2 separate regions of the Mus musculus genome follow, and region 2 is linked to region 1. The links are chromatin contacts, found by Hi-C or POLR2A ChIA-PET in ENCODE. All regions are on one chromosome and are shown on one strand. The core of a region is the stretch at or near the end of the contact, and the rest is flanking DNA. Distances in the headings are between cores, read along the strand shown.

Region 1 (3,170 bases), core at 463-2,962:
AAGCCAATTAAGCCCTTCAGGTGTTGACACTAAACTTATGATCACAAAGACTAAACAGGGCTTCAAAAGAATCTTTGCACCTGAAACTTCTGGAAACTGATACATCCTGTTACACTGCTTTTGGCTCTAAGACTTTACAAGGAATTTTAAACATTCCTTCTGAATATATTTATAGAATAAGGCTAGTGCTCAGGATGTAATGTGAACTGAAACCCTAACTCCAAGATGAAATCCTCTCAGGTCTGAAAGAATTTAAGGGTATTAAAAACAACAGTGAGCTTGATAGGGATTTGACAGGGAGCTGGGTGTGGTAGCTCACATCTGCTATCCTGCCAATCCAGAGACAGGACAATAAGATTGCTGCTAGTTGAAGGTCAGTCCAGACTACCTATTGAGTTCCAAGCTAGCCCCGGCTACTGTGAGAGACTTTGTCTCAAAAAGAAAAAGCTATTAAAATTGAAGACTGTTGAAGGCAATTGGTGAAGGCCAATCTCCAGAAAACATCCCCATGTCCTTAAAGGGGGCTTGTTAATTATCTCTTTGAAGAGTCCTATTTGTTAAAGCAAAGTCCTGTTTACAAAGTACTGTTGGCAGGTCTGGTCACAGGACAACCTGGTACCAAACAGTTACTGAGCTGTGAAAAGTCCTAGCACCAGCTGGGCAGCCAACCTCCGTAACTTTAGCCACACTGCCTCTAAAAGAGTTCAACGAAGAATTTTGAGCCTTTTTGCTGAATATAGAAAGAACTCCACAACCTGAAAAAAAAGGACACACATTGAAACATGCTACTGAAAGCAAATACACATAAAGAAAAAACTTAAAAAATAAAAATAGAACAACAGAGACATCCATTTTCATCAAATGCGCCCCATGTGTGGAGAGAGTGGAGAGCGAATCGAAATCTATATAGATGTTAGTATACTTCTTGTCAACAATATTTAGAGCCGGAAACAAACAAACAAACAAACAAACAAAAACAACCTCAAACAGTAAGGACTTCTAAGCAGGAGGTTTGCACCAGACTCCATAATTTTTCGCTGCATGAGAGGGGAATGGAGAGGGAGTGGATCTTACACTCTGCACTTGGTGAAAAGTACACAAGAATAAAATAATAATAATACATAAACTAGTCTTTCCTCTCACCTTCTCCTAAAGTGTTACAAAGTCTTTGTGACTTCTGCCTTAGCACTTTCTCCACGTCTGTCTTCGACGACCCCTCTGCTGTGAGCTTCCAGGCTTGGGAAGCAGGCAGTGATGTTCCCTGCACTTATTTCGTGAGTTGCCTCCACTCACAGCTCACGGGCTGCAGGAACTCTACACTCCAAGGGCGATTGGAAGCAAGACTCACTTCCAGGGGGTCTTGCTGAGGAGCGAAAGACGCCGATGGGAGGGAGGTGGCCCACAACCCGTTCCCGGCCTGTCTCAGGTCCAGAGGAGCCTTAGGATGGCTTCCACCCCCAAACCATGCAGGCCCGCGGAGGGTGGGACCCTCAAAACTGCGCACTGAAATCTCAGCAGGGCTGGGGCTGGGCAGTGACCTGCCGCGTCAGCACGCAGTGAGTTTGAGGAGCGCAAGGGTTGCAGGAGCCCGCCGCCGCTTCTCGGGGATGTCCCCTCAGAGAGACCCTTGACTCGCTTCAGTCTCTTCCACCTCCTCTCACGCACAGCGACCGGACGTCCTGAGGCCGATTGCTCTCTCCCCTCAGTCAGCTAGTGGTTGCGGTGCAGGAGGTGGGGCCGGACCCGCCGCCGCTGCGAGCCCCGCCTTCCTATTGGCTCCTCCCACATCCCTCCGCCCAGTCAGTACACACTACTGACAGTTCTGGCCCAACCCTCTCCATCCCACCAATAGAGTTCAGAGATCTGGCTTCTGATTGGCTGTCTGGAATCCGACAACCTTGTCAATCTCGGCTCTCTAGTCAAAACTCGTTTCTGATTGGCTCTCAAGTAGCCAATTAGTAGGCCTTGGGGTTTGAGTGGTATCTGTCAATTCTCACCAGGTTGGCTTAGTCCTGGCAGCGACTTGGAGCACAAGTCTGTCAGCAAGCTGCCAGGAGAGATAGCATCTTGCCTTTCTTTCCTCACTCCATCCAGCTCTTTCTAGAAGAGAGTATCCTGAAGGCCATCTTCATAGAGGTTGACTAGAGGTTCATTCTCCCCAGAAAGGAATCCTGGTTCTGAAACTACAAGGATCGGTCCCTCTCTGTGAGGAAATGGGGCTCGCTGTCTTTGTACTAGCATGTCCCAATCTGAAAAGGCTTCATTTATTAAACAGACCTACACTGTCTGTGCTGGCGGGAACTGAAGTCTAAAGGGCATAGACCCTTACTTAACCAGACCGTGCTTACCAACTCCCAGTTCAGGATCTAGGCGGTAGCACCAGTTTTTAAGCGGGGTAACGAAGTACAATAGAGAGAGAGAGAGAAAGAAAGCAGCATCCTCAGGCAGCTTGTAGGGTCTCAAAGCCCATGCCAACAGCGACTCGTTTCCTCCAAGGCCACACCCACTCCAGAAAGGCCACACCTCCAAATAGTGCCACTCCCTGGGTCAAGCATATTCAAACCACCACACTAAGCCACATAGCTGGATGCCTTCCTCCAGCTAAGCAGGACCTTTTTGATAGACCAGAGCACTCCCTGCTGGAAGAGTCCTGTACACCTGTCACTCAGGTTTGCAATTTGCTCTCCTTATGTTATGGTGCTGTATGCATATCTCACTTGTTTTTTCTTGTTCTGGCATACTCATGGGTGCTATCGTTACTCTGATGATGATGATGAATGATTGTTGTTGTTGTTGTTTCCGAGACAGGGTTTCTCTGTATAGCCGTGGCTGTCCTGGAACTCACTTTGTAGACCAGGCTGGACTCGAACTCAGAAATCTGCCTGCCTCTGCCTCCCAAGTGCTGGGATTATTAACTCGGATAGTCTCTCCAATCCCCGTCAACACCTATCGTAATGAGAAATTTCCTTTGCCCCCTTTAGAAATATGTTTATCTGTTTTTCTTTTTCTTTGTGTGGGATGGGGGAAGGTGGGGAGGTTCGAGACAGAATTTCTCTGTGTAGCCCTGGCTGTCCAGGAACTCCATCTGAAGCCCAGGCCAGCCTTGAACACCTGCTTCTGCCTCTGGAGTGCTGGGATTGAAGGCATGCCTCACCATTGCCTAGCACATT
Region 2 (3,294 bases), core at 604-3,103, 34 kb before region 1:
CTTCCATGGCATACTCCACTTGGTATAAGCGACCTACAAAACAGTGAGACACCACGGTTCCTCTCGCTCTTGCACCACTCATCTGAGAGAAATCAGCAATGACACAGGTAGGCTGGCATCAACAGCCCTGCATTTACTCGCCCACAATGCATGGCGTAATGAACCTGGTGACAAGTTATCTCCAAGAACCAAAGGAATGAAGTCAACTCCAAAATGTGTGTAGCTAAACGTCACACTAGACCCCAACACTAAAAATATACTACTTAAAGCAACAACCACAACAAAATGCCCCAACCTTCTTTGGAGCAGGTTAAATCTTCTAATTTACCTTCTGGAGAAAATATTGTGGTCCTGGAGTCATATCTTCGAGACTGCAAAGGAAAAACAGAGATGATGCCTGTTCACTGACATACGCCAACTTCCGGATGTCCATGCATTGGATACAATGACACCCTGGTGCTGAGTTCAGTGGAAAGAAGACGGAAGACCCCATTCAACTCCCTCTACCCCTTTGGTTTCATTTTCTTCCATGTCAGGCTGTGAGCTTCAAACAAGCCATAATGTTCCCAGGCAAAAGTTAAAGGAAACGTGTCATGAACTCACCATGGTTTCTGAACTTTATGTTGATTCCTGTGAAAAGAAAACAGGATCATTAATAACAAAACCCCCACAATTTTAAGAAGTGTCTTCCACTGTTAATACCACTTGATCCACACCATCACTCAGCTAACATGAACTGCACCACCACTGGGACCTATACAGATGCTGGGCCACCACAATAAAGGTAAACCATGGTGTCCTGAAAAGCTCAGAATCTAGCAGCCAGGTATGACAGACAAAGATTATAAAGCAACATGGAAGAGACATTCAGGGTGGGGAGGGAAAGCAGAATCGACAGCAAGTAAGATTTTAGGAAACCAATACAGATAATGAGAGTAAATTAGAGGTGGGAGAGGCAAAGGTAAGTTGAAAAGCCTCAAGTCAAAGAAAAAGAATTGTGAAGGGGTGAAGGAAGGGCATTCCAAGTAGAGCAGGCTGAGAAAGGTTAACAAAGTGGATAATTCACATGGTCCTAAATTTGGGGGTGTAGGGGTTAGGTGGTAAACCTGGTCCTTATTTCCGTTTCTTCGAAAGACAGCAATGGAAACTCTGCCTTAGTAGAAAAATGGCAGTTCAATTCCTATGTTGCCAAATGGGATATAAGGAAGGCATCGTGGCTGGAAAGCTAAGCAGACATTTGAAGGGTCTGCGCGCCCAGATGTTAGAAAACACCTTTATCTTACTTAAGACCGCTTCACCGACGGGCTGGATTCAAGGACCACGGGAAGTGACATTTTAGAAGAGTCGTCAGGCCTAAGGAGAGTTAACCTGCCAGGAGTCGGTTCCAACATGTAGGAGAAACAGAAAGGTGGCCCTGAGCACAGCAGCCAGGAGGCCACGGCGGGTTTCGGATTCGACTGTGAACACAGCTACCTCCACGCCTGGCGCCGGCGCTACAAGACTTGGACTTTCCCCCGCAGCGCCACTTTCCCGAATTGACTCTCTGGGCCGCAGCCGCCCCCACCCCTCGCACCGGCCCGGAGGGTCTCAGAGCCCAGGCGAGCCGTCAAGGCCCCGCGGGGATACCCGACGGCGGCCGGCGGGGACCAGTCCCTGGCAGGCCGGTCACCGAGGAGGCGGGTGCAAAGTCATCGTGCCCACGGCTCCTCGGTGGCGGCCGCGGGCCTGGGCCGTGGTCTCCACGCAGATGGCCCCCGCCCGGGAGACAGACACCTCGACTCCGCGGCCCCTAAAGGACTGAGCCTCACCAGAGGAAGACGGTGAGGGTGCAGATCAGCGCCTCTTTACTCAGCTGGAGAAGAACCAACCCGGATGGCCAAGCATCCGCGGCGAATATGGCTCCCGCGCGTGCGCAGGACTGCGAGGGGGCGGGGCGGGGCGGGAGGACGCGGAAGTTCTCCCAGTGCTGGGGCGGGCTCAGTCTGCCCACGTGGACTGTGCAGAAGCACAACCTCGGCTTTGGCTGCGGTCTGTATTAGAGGAGGACTGGAGGGAGGAGGGAAGCGTCTATACCGTGGAGAGTGGAACCAGATTCCTCCTACGCTTTGCACTCCACTTTCGTTTTCTCTTCTGTACCATTCTAATGGAGGCCAGAGTAGCAACTGTATAGACAAATCAAATCGTTTACTCTTCCAGTCTTGCCCCTTAACAGTTTTTCCTTTGTTCTTCCTCTTAGCCTCATTTTCTCCTTTCTCAGATCCAACTCTTTAATTGGGATAACTTTTGTTCTAAGTTTAAGACTTCTCTTCGCCGGGCAGTGGTGGTGCACGCCTTTAATCCCTGCACTTGGGAGGCTGAGGCAGGCGGATTTCTGAGTTCGAGGCCAGCATGGTCTACAGAGTGAGTTCCAGGACAGCCAGGGGTACACAGAGAAACCCTGTCTCGGACAAAAGAAAAAAAAAAAAAAAAAAAAAAAAAAAAAAAAAAAAACGAAAAAAAGACTTCTCTTCATCCATTTCTCCTTTCCAATCTTACCTAGTTTTTGTGCCTATGTTGGGGGTTGAAGAGCTAGTGGGTTGACTATGTACAGGGCCTTTGTCTTCTGTGTAGGCAAAACGGTTGGATCTGGGTTTCTTAAAGGGGGAAGCTTAGAAATTTAGTTGCATGTAGACGGGACCTGGCCTGTACTCAGGACCTGGTTTGCCCTGTAAATTCCAAGCCAGCCAGGGATATATAGTGAGACTGTTTTAAAAATGAGAGAGAGAGAGAAAAAAAGACCAAAAGGTAAAATATCCATACAATGCAGCATATATTTAATTTCAAACAGAAATTAGCAATATTTGCAATAGGAATTTAGTGGAGAATCTCTCTTAGCAAGAACAATCAAGAGAAACTTGCAGAGTTCCATTGTATAACAGGATAAACACTGATTTGGAATGAGACCCAAGTTCCAGCCCATTTTTCTGGTCCTGATTGGCCAAGTTAAATAAAAACCTCAAATATGAGTATCCTAAGTGTTTCACATGTGAATGATCTCATGTACTGCCCCCATGTGTGTGGGTGTGGGTGTGGGTGTGTAAAAACAAGGAAGGAAAGGCAGCAGGATGGGATTTTGTAGTGATTAGGAACAGGGGTAACAGCCCAAAGACCTAATTCAAGATCTAAGCCTGAGCTCCCTTCTAAAGCAATAAATCAGCTTTTCAAGGCTCTATTTCTTTATTTAAAAATGGAGATTAATCATCAGAATATCTTTGTGATTCTGTTCTGGATTAAATGAGGTAGTGCATGTAAAAT

What was found. Hi-C counts contacts between places; a loop is a spot of excess contacts on that map. ChIA-PET counts read pairs that join two places held with the same protein, here RNA polymerase II (POLR2A).
Region 2: a loop to region 1 is called in a map of heart, with 7 times the contacts of the local background. The contact joins the promoter of Psma4 here to the promoter of Hykk in region 1. A Hi-C loop is called at or near these places in 11 of 37 maps with a recorded cell type or tissue (gastrocnemius, heart and left cerebral cortex). POLR2A ChIA-PET finds 5 or more read pairs at or near these places in 2 of 5 experiments (Patski and embryonic stem cell).

Annotation. Positions count from the first base shown.
Region 1 is chr9:54,915,832-54,919,001 of GRCm38, reverse strand. It overlaps Hykk (hydroxylysine kinase 1), which reads right to left and starts at 1,712. Exons shown (of 5, transcript NM_177351.4): 1 at 1,144-1,712.
Region 2 is chr9:54,949,418-54,952,711 of GRCm38, reverse strand. Psma4 (proteasome subunit alpha 4) reads right to left here and starts at 1,853. Exons shown (of 9, transcript NM_011966.3): 1 at 1,809-1,853; 2 at 604-630; 3 at 329-371; 4 at 1-33. The coding sequence starts at 606. It overlaps Hykk (hydroxylysine kinase 1), which reads right to left. Exons shown (of 5, transcript NM_177351.4): 5 at 2,788-3,294. AY074887 (cDNA sequence AY074887) reads left to right here and starts at 1,758. Exons shown (of 1, transcript NM_145229.2): 1 at 1,758-2,468. The coding sequence starts at 1,873. The coding sequence ends at 2,271.